Regions from separate parts of the Homo sapiens genome. Here regions 2 and 3 are each linked to region 1. Evidence: read pairs that join two places in POLR2A ChIA-PET (ENCODE). Cell type or tissue: MCF 10A. All regions are shown on one strand.

The links. Peaks named below come from ENCODE experiments on the same cell type or tissue, not always from the same donor. Only the 100,000 strongest peaks of a DNase experiment are listed, where the experiment ranks them.
Region 2: POLR2A ChIA-PET joins it to region 1 with 14 read pairs; 2 of 35 experiments call an interaction of 5 or more read pairs at or near these places.
Region 3: POLR2A ChIA-PET joins it to region 1 with 10 read pairs; 5 of 35 experiments call an interaction of 5 or more read pairs at or near these places.

Annotation. Positions count from the first base shown.
Region 1 is chr6:134,587,427-134,591,426 of GRCh38, reverse strand. No RefSeq gene overlaps it. Among named protein-coding and RNA genes, the nearest start is that of LINC03002, 49 kb to the right of the region's middle. In MCF 10A, no CTCF peak of the experiment used is centred here; DNase peaks (open chromatin) are centred at 826 and 1,676.
Region 2 is chr6:134,639,210-134,643,209 of GRCh38, reverse strand. No RefSeq gene overlaps it. Among named protein-coding and RNA genes, the nearest start is that of LINC03002, 100 kb to the right of the region's middle. In MCF 10A, a CTCF peak has its summit at 2,079 (motif pointing right); a DNase peak (open chromatin) is centred at 2,089.
Region 3 is chr6:134,515,200-134,519,199 of GRCh38, reverse strand. No RefSeq gene overlaps it. Among named protein-coding and RNA genes, the nearest start is that of LINC03002, 23 kb to the left of the region's middle. In MCF 10A, no CTCF peak of the experiment used is centred here; DNase peaks (open chromatin) are centred at 1,679 and 1,959.

The DNA of each region.
Region 1 (4,000 bases):
ACATCCTGCAAATGATGAGGGTTAAATGCCTGACCCTTCACAAGTCTGTTGGGGGATAAGACTTGCATCTCAGGGAGTCACCGGGGAAATTGTTCTAAGAAGCCACATTTGCCCCTCGATTTGTTTTTTGGTTTGTTTGTTTGTTTGTTTGTTTGTTTGTTTTTGAGATGGAGTCTTGCTTAGGCTGACTGCCCAGGCTGGAGTGCAGTGGCGTGGTCTCGGCTCACTGCAACCTCTGCCTCCTGGGTTCAAGCGATTTTCCTACCTCCGTCTCTGAGCAGCTGGGGTTACAGGTGCCTGCCACCATGCCCAGCTAATTTTTGTATTTTTAGTAGAGACGGGGTTTCACCATGTTGGTCAGTCTGGTCTCGAACTCCTGACCTCAAGTGATCAGCCTGCTTCAGCCTCCTAAACTGTTGGGATTACAGGCATGAGCCATCGTGCCCAGCCTGCCCCTCAAATTTTGATGTCTCCCCTGTATCTGACTCATTGAGATTGCTTGATAAAAATGTGTTGAATGAAAAGCTGAATATTTTAATAAAGAGCCAAGAGCATATTAAAAATAAAGTTTCCTAGAGATACTGGCCACTTTCGGCCCGGCCACAGGCCTTTCTGGGGAGTGTGCTCCATCTGTAGTCTTTGCTCTGTAAACTCATGAGCTGCACCCCACACACGCACAGAGATTTCAGAAGCCTGACCTCAAGACAGCCAGCACATAGGTTTGCCATCACATACTCAGGAGCTGGCACACAAAGATGAGCTGGGCCAACCAGAGTCTTTCCTTTGGCAATTTGGACTCAACAACAAGGAATGAATTGCCAGGAAGTAATTTTATTGGAGCTGTCAAATTGCCACAGGCTCACGTAAGCCAAAGCCACGTGCAAGATGAAGTTATGACGTGGCATAGAAAAGAGAGAAAAAGCTGGTCAGAAAAGAATGTCTTTCACAAAGAAGGGAACAACAAACACCGGGGCCTACTTGAGGGTGGAGGGTGGGAGGAAGGCGAGGATCAAAAACTACCTGCCGGGTACTAAGCTTATTACCTGGGTGACGAAATAATCTGTACACCAAACCCCCGAGACACACAGTTTGTCTACGTAACAAACCTGCACCTAAAATAAAAGGTTAAAAAAAAAAAAGAAGAAGAAAGTGATGTCACCGAGAGATACTGAGTCAGAGAGGTCATGAGACAGGGGACATGAAAGAGATCAAAGGAGAGAGACCAGGGCCTAAAACTGGGGAACATCTAGGGCCTTATGACCTTCTGATCCATTCTGGTCTGTGTGGATATTTTCAGGTAACACCCAAGCCCTGCCCTGAAGTAAAGTGGGTCTCTGTTCCTTAGAGGTCAAAGAGCATTATTTAAAACAGTTAAGTTCCCTAGGAACCCAGCCCCCAAACAGCCTACTAAATTTTTCAGAGCTGAATAATTTCCCTTGCAAAAGGGGAAGATTTTAAATATCTTAGAACTGTGGATCCTACAGTCAAAATTCCCAGTTTACCGGTTGTCAAAAGGTTTGTTTAGATATAGTGCAGGAAAGAGGGAGAAGATGGGAACCAAGTGGCCTTCCCACGGCTTCCCATGGCTTCCCACAGTTAACTTGGAGCTCTTTTCCCAAGTCACACCCATGCTATTTTCCTGCCTCCTGGATGAAGCCTGTTGCAAAAGCTCTGAATTCCAACCTTGCAAATGCACCCGATGATGCATATAGCTGCTTGCTCCCGGAGGCTACTGGGCTGCTTCCCTTAGTCATAACGTAGGCATGGATCTTTCCCATCAGTGATGACGTTTTTACAAGATCAGTTATGTTATGAGTTTGTTGAGTAATAACACTGAATTTGTTATTTTATAAATGTGCAAAAACATGACCAAAGAGTGTCTTAAAACATGCCACAAGTAGAATGTTATGCATAGTAACAGATTTAAAGACATTAGTATAAAACTCAGTAGCTATTCAGACCAACAAAATCTGAAAAAATAAATATTTGAATATTTATGCTTCTCTTGAACATAGTCTCTGCTTCTTTTGCATAGTAACTTATTTGTTCCTTTTAAAGTATATTTGTTGATAGTTTCTTGGATTTCGACTTTCTGATTTGGGGAAAAATTTTTAGTCAATTTATGTAAAAGTATAATTGTGGAGTCTTCAATGGATTCTTAAAAAACTATTCTTTTTTTTGTAATAGAAAATGTTTGGCCCTTTTTGTGCTTCATGGATTTGTTGAGTATAAAATTTGAGAAGATTTTATTAGGTTATACTTTTGCCTGAAAAGTAGAATTACCTAATTAAGTTATATAATTATATTATAGAACTGAATTAGAATTGTTTTTAAGCTAAGTAACACATCAGGAGAGTGGCTAAGTTTTGTTGATTGTGAAATCAATTTTTATTCAGTTTTACTTTTTAAGTAAAGCCTGATGAAGGACAAGACCAAGATGTCAAACAGATAGAGTGAGAAACTTGGCAAAGCTAGATTCTTGAATTGAATTTTGTCTCATGTTTGAAGTTGAGGTTTCCCCAAGACTGGCTACAAACTTTATATTTTAGCCACTAAAATCTGAAAGAGTCTTGCTGTATCTGAAAGGACAGAACATTTATGTATTTCACCAGGATAACTCCTGGGGTGCCTGCAGTGTTGAGTAAGCTTTCACTCAACATTGCCTGTGGATTTGAAAATGTAGCAGGGTAGGGTGGTGCAAAGAAAGGTAGAGCTGGGTGTGTGGACTTTGCCAACCATCAAAGCCAACAGCCCTTGTGTGTTCAATGCTTTATGTATTCAATGGTTCACTTATAGAGGGACTGTGAAAATTTAACCTGAATTATTCCTGTGACCTAATAACAGGATCTCCAAACAGCCCAAACTCCTTTGGTTTAGAGAATGCCTTTGTCTATATTTGCTTTATTACGTGAAGATAGACAGACGCTTTATATACAGGGGGCATGCATAAGCCTACCTATTTGAATTGGTGTGTGTTACATCTATGGGGGACTGAAGCACCAAATGAATAGACCTAGACCCTATAATTTCTTTCTTACACATATGTAATCATATTACCAAAACAAAGCAATCCTCAGCTGCTATATACATATGTGTTTGTTTGTGTTTCCAGGCATTATAGATTATGTTCATTTCATCTGCATCATTTTCTTGGAAGCTGCTAATGGGTTAAAAGCATGTCTCCTCTTTTCCCTGGAAGCTGCCCACAGTGCCTGAGATAATGTTGTGCCCACAGAGATGGTTCAGAGAACACGGTGGTCCCTAAGAGATGACTAAGCTAAATATGGGAAGAGTAAATTATTTTCTGTTTCCTTCGTTCCTTCCTTCCTTCCTTCCTCCCTCCCTTCCCTCTCTCTCTCTCTCCCTCCCCATCCCTCCCTCCCTTCCTTCCTCCCTCCCTCCTTTTCTTTTCTTTCTTTCTTTCCTTCCTTCCTTTCTTCCTTTCTCTTTCTTTCTTTCCTTCCTTTCTTTCTCTCAAATAAAGAAGTTTGTTTTTCATTTCTCTTCACACACTTTGTAAAATACATTGCTTATGGCACTCACATCAGAAGCTCCTTTTCTATTTTCACCATTTAATTCTAGTCGTTCCCTCAAATTACAAAAGTGCTAAAAATTATAAATATTTCTGAGGAAAACAACATAAAAAGTCTTGTGAAACTTTATACAAATGGCACTTGAATTTTTTTTAATTGCTTCTTAGACTCTTTTTTTCTTTCTTTCTTTTGTTTTTTTTTTTGAGACAGAGTCTCACTCTGTCACCCAGGCTGGAGTGCAGTGGCATGCTCTCCTCACTACAACCTCTACCTTCCAGGCTTAAGCAATTCTCCTGTCTCAGCCTCCTGAGTAGCTGGGATTATAGGCATGTACCACCATGTCCAGCTAATTTTTGTATTTTTAGTAGAGACAGGGTTTCACCATGTTGGCCAGGCTGGCCTTGAACTCCTGACCTCAGGTGATCTGCCCACCTCAGTATCCCAAAGTGCTGGGATTACAGGCTTGA
Region 2 (4,000 bases), 52 kb before region 1:
TAAGTTTTTGAAATTCAGTTCATCTCTTACAGCACATCTCAACATGGACTGGACACATTTCAAATACTCAGGAGGCACATATGGCTAGTGGCAACTGTATTGGACAGCACAGATCTAAAACAAACCCTCACCTCCAGCCACTCTCAATCACATCGCCCTGCTTTATCATGATTGTAACGCTTATTAGTGTTTGAAATTACCTGGCTTATTTACTTGAACATTATTCCGCCTTGTTCTCTATCTGTACCCTGCCCATGAAAAGTAAAGTCCAAAAGACCAAGGGCTTCATTTTATTCTTTGTTGTGTTTTCAAAGCTTAGTATATTGCGAGTTTTCAATAAATATTTATTGAAAGTTAAATGAATGAGAAACAAATGTAATGTTAAAAACAGTGGAATCTGTATGTGGCTTTTACTGTTTCAGTTTTCCCTCCCTTGTGCGATATTTCAGATAGATGATGAAATGATAATATCAACCCCACAAGTGTTACTCCCCTTCCTCTCCATTTCCATGTCCCAGTGTAACTATTGGGCATTGTCTGTGTCCTATATTTTTTCTGGTATGAATTGACTTATAAAGAGAAAGCATTTTCTGATCTACTTTAGACCTAGTCTCAAGTTAGCATTCAACTCACACTAAGCAGGGAAAAAAAACAAACATCTGGACTTTCTCTTCTTTCTTCCATTAACCATTACAAGATTTTTTCAGACAGTAGTCAAGCTGTAACTTGTATTTATTATCTTTTTAGCCAATGGGAGGAAAACCAGGATCTGTGATCAGTTGCAGGCCTTGGAAACTTCCAAGACACCCAGAGTCCTGGGAATTTCCCTCCATTGCCGCTCTGGAGCTGACCCAGGCTTGCCTGCTACTGCGGCTGTATGTCACAGTAGGCAAGGGTTCCAGATCTGTCTGTGCTTATTGCCTCCATCTGTAAAGAATAAACTACAATTATTGCTTATTCCAATATAAGGCTATAGAGAAAATAACAACAGAGTACTTTATGCCCAGTAATGAAAAGCATTGTTCGTGGCCCTACAAAGCAATGGGCATTGCCTTAGTAATTAAGCTTATGTTCCATGCACAGATACTACAATTAAAAACTTTCAGAGTCTTGGAGGGTGGATCCATACTATAGGCAAAGGATAAAAAATAAGTAGGATTTGAAAAGCATGCTTACTCTTTGTAAACTTAGAGAACTTTGAGAAAAGAGAAAAGTTTCTGCAAGCTAGTTTTGGCATTTAATTACATTAGCGTACAACTATTCCTTGGTGAGACAGAATGAAGAGAACCTTGACCCAATTCAGTCCCACCCCTTCCCTATCTTCTCCTCTCTTCTTCCCCTGGTTATCTTTGAAATTATACTCCAGGATAAGCCTGGCTTTGGTTTATCTGCAAACAAAAGGGCTGTCAAATTTAAGAATGTTATGTTTTCGCTTCAGAATTCATTCATTCATTTAAAAATTATGTTGTACACCTATGGGAAATGCAAATGTAAATAAGACCTTAGAGGGGCTTACATTTTAGCAGATTGTACATTCATTAAACAATTTAGTTATTCAATTACAATCGTAATGGGTGCCTTGAAGGAGAAGAATCAGGTGGTATGAGAAGATTTAAGGAAGTCCTGATTGAGACTTTCCTGTGAAGGTGGCCCTTCAGCTACATTCTGAAGGAGAGATACGATTTAGGAGATGAAGGGGGTGAGGAAGTTTTTAGGCAGAGAGAGAAGCACATGTCAGTGTGTTGAGTCAGGGAATAACCTGGCATAATCAAGAGACCCAGACATGGCCAGGGTGGACCAGCCAGCACCCCAGAGGGCTCCCAGATGAGAGGCTAATGAAGCAACAAGAGCCAGAGCCCAGAGCCTCTGCCATTCTCCCCAGTGGTGCTTCCTGTTACAGAATTGAGAGATCCTCTTCATTCATTTCCCTGACACTTGCATATTTAGGAGGTATCTGACATGTGACGCACTGAAAAGTTGTGGCTTTGCTCATGTGCTATAAGCAGTAGAGACACAATTCCTTCTGCTTCTGTCTGGAACATATCTCAGCTGACTCATCTGCTGCAGTAGCAGACAATGAGCACCAGGGGGCAGAAAGCATTCTTCTGTGTTTGCTCTGGTAGACCACAAAATGGTGAAATGTGCACTCACTTTGACCTAAAGTATTAAACAAGGAATTAGCTACTACCATGATTGGAGGTCATTGCCTTTCTAATCTTACCCAAGCATTACACAAGAAACCAACAAAACTCTTGGTGAGTTTATTGAGTATGATTTAATTCACTCTGAATTAAACCAGGAAGCGTAACTAACATGTCTTAATGAAGCTGTGACTGTCACATGATGATGGTTTAGAAAGAAGAGGGCCATTTGAGGGGATGTCTCAAAATATTGTACTAGGGAAACAAGGAAGGACGAACCATAGAAGCACAGTCTTCAGCTGTCTTCCAAGACTGTTTCCAGGTAGAAATGAGAGGTGGAAACCGTAAGAGAGGTGCAGAAGGTCTTAAATATGTAATTGGGTAGGTCAATGCAATTTGAGAGTTGATAAGCTATTAATACGAAGACAATGTGACTTTTGGCAGCTATGTTTCCAACAAATGATTACCTCTGGGGAAAACCGATAAATAAACAAGGCTTCTCATTACAACAAATTGGTCATGGATTGGGTGGTATTAACCTCACACTAATCATGTCTTACTGATTGATGCAGATGGAAGTCTCATGCCAGTCACGAGTCAAACCAAATAATTAGCAGATGTCACCAATGCCGATCTGCTGATGTCTAAAAATGGAACAAGTGAATCAGCAAACTATTTAGGAAAGTAAGGCTATGCCAACCATTCTGTCATTAAGAGCCTTGTAAGGGCAATATGGTCTATGTGTCATCAGGGTCCCTCAGCGTGACCATGAAAAAGAAAATGGATACCTATATGCTAAACATAACTATAACCATTGACTATGTGTATAAATACCATATTATGTAGATTATTTTTAAAGTCTCAAAAAGTACTTAAAACTAATTACTAGGACAATGCCTCCCTGTTATTATTGTTATTGTCACTGTCATCATCAAAAGCAAATGGCACTGGTTAAAGTGAGGCATGATCTTTTTTCTCTGGAAGTACATACTTTGATAATAAAATACTAATACACATGAATGTAAGAAATATATAAGTAAATATACATGGAGCTAATATAGAAAAGCCTAACACAGGCATCACTGAAATAAGAAAGGAAAGTTTGATTTACTGAAACTTAATAGACATACTTATGTGACAGTTATTATGCTGGGCACTTTATAAACATTGCTATATTTATATTTCATAGCAATCCTGTGGAGTTGGGTTTACCATTACCTTCATTTTACAATAGACTTGGGAAAGTGGAGTAATTTGTATAGCAAGTGGCAGAGTCAAATATGGAAACAAGTCTGTCCGTAGGGACCTTTGTTAATATTGGTCACCCAACATCCATCTCCACTTCCTATCAACATCTTCCATTTCCTTTGGAGGATTTGCTTTTCCCCCATTGTGGAGAGTTCTAGTAGATCAGAAAATTCAGATAATCTGTTCTTCCTCAATGAAAGTAAAGAGTAGCCTCTGGACAGATTCTTTCTGTTGAAAGGATCTGGAGGGAAGGCCTTCTAAGATCTAAGCCTGGTCAACTGGACTTTCAACCCAGATACAAGGAGGGAAGAAACTGTTCCTGCCAAAAGTCTCTTTCCTTGTTCCTATTCTACTTCTGGAACTGCTCCTTCAGACTTCCATTGATTTGGTGTGTTGTGGTCACCAATATCCTTCTAATAAATTGAATCATAGTTGCCCATACCAAAGAACCTAATGCCTCAAAGTAAATTCACTTTCAACCCCTCCAAACTTCAATCGTGCCAAGAAAATACAATATTTTTAATCTCTATTTCAAATACTGAAATAACTTCACAAATAATAGGTTAGGTAGAAGTCTTTGTCACAAATAGAATAATTTGCAAATCAAAGCA
Region 3 (4,000 bases), 72 kb after region 1:
ACCATGTTGGCCAGGCTTGTCTCGAACTCCTGACCTGAGGTGATCCGCCCACCTTGACCTCCCAAAGTGCTGGGATTACAGGCATGAGCCACCGCACCCAGCCTATAACACTTATTTTAAACATTATTCCCAAATTCTGCTAATCTTTGTGTCAAGAGAAAAATACTGGCTTATTAAAATTTACTTTTCCTTTTACTCTTCTAAATGGCTTGAACAAAACTCATTCTCCCTTGAATGTTAATTGGGTTTCAGGTGTGGGCAGATGACAGAGAAATACATAATATAAAAACAATCCTTAGTTTTGTCTGTAAATTTATCTTTCTTGCCCTTCAAGTGTACTTGATGGTCCAGTGGTTTCCAACTGTGATACAAAATTTTCATTTGCCTTTATAAGAAATCATCTCGTATAAAGAAGTGGTCATATTTTATCAGCATCATCACCAACAAACACATCACCATCACCACTTTTTAATTTGTAGAAAATCCGGTCTTATCTGCCAAGTTGGCAAGATATCAAAAGAGCGTGTTTTAAGGTGGTTCAGTTCTGGATGAGTTTGGGAAGTTCATGGTCGAGTCTGGGGAGAACTTCTATGTCATAAACCTCCACATCACATAGGTTAACAGAGTAATAGAATTGTGTAGGTACAGAGACCTGATGAAACCTACTGACACCTCTGCTTTTCAAACCAAGAGAGTGCCCCTTCTAGGGTGCCCTTGGGAATGTGCAGCCATGAATTAGGTGTGCCTGGAGTAAAGGAACACACAAGACTGCGAGATGGGATGAGGTGAGTGTGAGTGAGTGCATGGAGAGAGGTTTAGGTAGGACATAATATCTATGTTTTAAATATCAAAACAAACTCAGATGATGGAAACGAATATAAATTTTTCATAAAATTTTAGGGAACAACTAACTTATTTTCTGTTTAGAGCAAGCATTCAGACCTGTAGAGAGTACAAATTCATTCAGCCCAGAAGAAACGCTTAAGGAGAGTGATCTGATCCCATGCTTTCATTATGCTGCAAGGAAATAGAAGTGATTTACCAGCCCACTAGAATCCTGGTTTTCTGACTGCCAGGCCTCAGCTCCAATTCATAGCTCTTTAAGAAAAGAGGAAATGCAGAATTAACTTCTATTAAATTTCATCCATGGGCCAGACAGGATGACGACTGCCAGGCATTGTCATCGTCACAAGCGGTGGTTACGAGCTCAGGCTCCCAGGCACACTTCTTCAGTGGGAAATTGGTTCCACCTCTTACCTGTGTGACTTTAGGCAGGTCATTTTTAAGTCAACTGATTCCTAGTTTCTTCACTATAAAATGAGGATCATAAATGAAACTTCTTTACTGACAAGAATTAGATGAGACAATCTTTGCAAAATACTTAATGGTGCTTGGCGTGCAAATGTTAGTTCAGTGAAGACTGAATAGAAAAAAAGAGAAAAAAAATCCTTTGTCTGTGGGAGGGGTGAGGAAGAGGCAGTGGGGGTCGATTTTATGGCTGTTTTACAGATGAGAAAAATTGGGATTGAGTAAAATTCACTCATTTGCCAGCAAGTTGCAAAACCAGTATGTGAAGTTGTGTCTGTTTGAACCCCCACTTCAGATTGTGTCTGCGACACCGCAACGCCTTCCTGTTAAGAGAGCCGAGAGCTGGAAACTATGCTGAGGCCATCCCCTTTGGGAGCTGGCTGCCGCACTCACTGCACTCATGCTGAGTTCTGAAAGCCCTCTGGCAGCTCCCCAGCAATTCCAGCAATCTGCAAAGTTCTGAACTGGGTGCTGCCCAGGTGGCAGAAGTCAGTGAGCATATCCAGGTGACAGTGCAAATATGATTGTAGGTAGGAGTCCGGAATGTGACCTTGACTTCTTTTAGCCATTTCCCAGTCCGTTCTCAAGGGCAGATGCTGCGTCCTCTCTCAATGCAGGGCTGACTCACTCCATGCCCAACACTGTAAGAGCTTGCTCTCTGTCTCAGCTCTGCCAATAACGTGACCTTAGGCAGCTCACTTTACTTCTTCAAGGCAGGCTTAGGATAGATCCTCAAGCCACACCCCTGGCCAACAACTCGGATTCTACAGAGTGAGACACTGAAATATTTATATTTCTTTATGGTAACCTTTTCATTGAAGTAAACCTTACATCAGGAAAAAATGTGCAAGCCCTGTAAATATACAGATTAATTTTCACAAAGTGAACACAGTCTCACATTAAATAATAAAGCAATCCAGCCCAGAAGACACCCTCTGGGCCCCCTACTAGGCACCACTCTACCAAGATAACCACTCTATTTTGACTTTTAACATCATAGCTTACGTTTGCCAATTCTGAAATTTTAGATAAATGGAATCACACAGCATGTATTCTTTTGTACGTGGCTTCTCTCACTCAGTAGTGTGCTTGTGAAATTCATCCATGTTATTGCAGGTAGTTCTAGTTTGTTTTCATTGCTATATAGTAAGGGATCAATCTCCGGTTTTATAAATAAAGTTTTATTGAAACACTGCCAGGCTAATTTGTCTCAGTATTATCTACAGCTGCTTTCACACTACAGTGGTAGAGTTTAGCTGCCACAGAGATTACATGGCTGGCAAAGTTAGAAATATTTACTATCTGGCCCTTTACAGAACAAAGTTTGCTGAACCCCACTGTATGGTATCCAATCATATGAGCCCACTCTTTCTTTCTTTTTTCTATTCTTTATTCATTGATGGACATTCGGGTTTTTTACAGTTTTGAGTTATTACAAATAGTGCTGCTGTGAACATTCTCGTAGTGTCTTTTGGTGACATTTCTGTTGGATTTATGGAATGTGTATTTTTTAAAATCTTGGACTGATGCTTATGCCAGGTTTGGGAACTCCTGCTTTACAGACGTAATCTAACCCAAAATGTTTAAATTGTCTTGCTCCAAGTCATGCAGAAAATAATTGGCAGACCTGGGATTGATAACCAAGCCCTGTTCTTGGAACAATTCTATGTTTCCACTGCTCTTCCCATAGTTATTATCTTTAGAAGAACATTGTTAGAAAGCTCTTTACTTATCCAAGTTCTTTCACAAATATGACTCTTTTCTACGGTATTTGGCTGTACATTTTCAAGAACAGAAAACTCACTGCCTTATGATAATTTTAGAGAGAAGAGATTATGTAATCACTTAACCCAGTCTTCTCACATTATAAATTAGTAAATTGATGTTTGGAGATACTAATAATTCACTCAAAATAGGCATTTTGAGCCTTGACTTTTATCCTGTACTACAAAATGATTTTGAACCTGCATTTTTTGTCTTTGCAATTTGTACTACTTCAGTCAATTAACTTAATTAACTAGTATCTATTTAACTATTTAAACATTATGAAAGTGCCTGAAGTAAAACCAATAGTCTCTCTTTCACCTTCCAACTGTATAGCCTCTTTCTCCTAGGCGACTACTGTTAACAATGTTTTTCAATCATCCATATATAAACATATGAAAATGCATTTAACTGCTATGAGTCCAAACTTTGATAAGGAAAAAATAAAATTTAATTCTTCTTTAACTCAAATTAATATCTAGTTGGAGGCTCCATGTCATTAGTTAAGTGAAGACTCAATCTTAGTTAATTTGGAATACCCTCCCTTTCCCTGTAGCTGTACCTCATTTCAGAGGGGTTAACGTAATGCCAAGAATTTGGTGTGTGTTGGGGGCTGGGGGTTCAGCATGGGAAGCATGTAGACCTTGGTAGCCATAGTGATATTGAGACATGTTCCCTCCTATCTGGGCCTTGGCCACTGGTCCCCACAAATGTCATGGCCCATGCTGCCAGATGCTGTGAGGTCTGGTGGTTTATGTGCCATGCTTGGGCCATGGCAATCTCTGCCAGGCTCACCATATGGCCTGGCTCACCACAGCCATTCCTCTGTGGCAGCTTCCCTGGCCTCCACCTGGAAATGGAGGTCCAGCTCTCTGGTTTTATTTATTTTTATTTTTATTTTTTTGAGACAGTCTCTTTCTGTCACCTA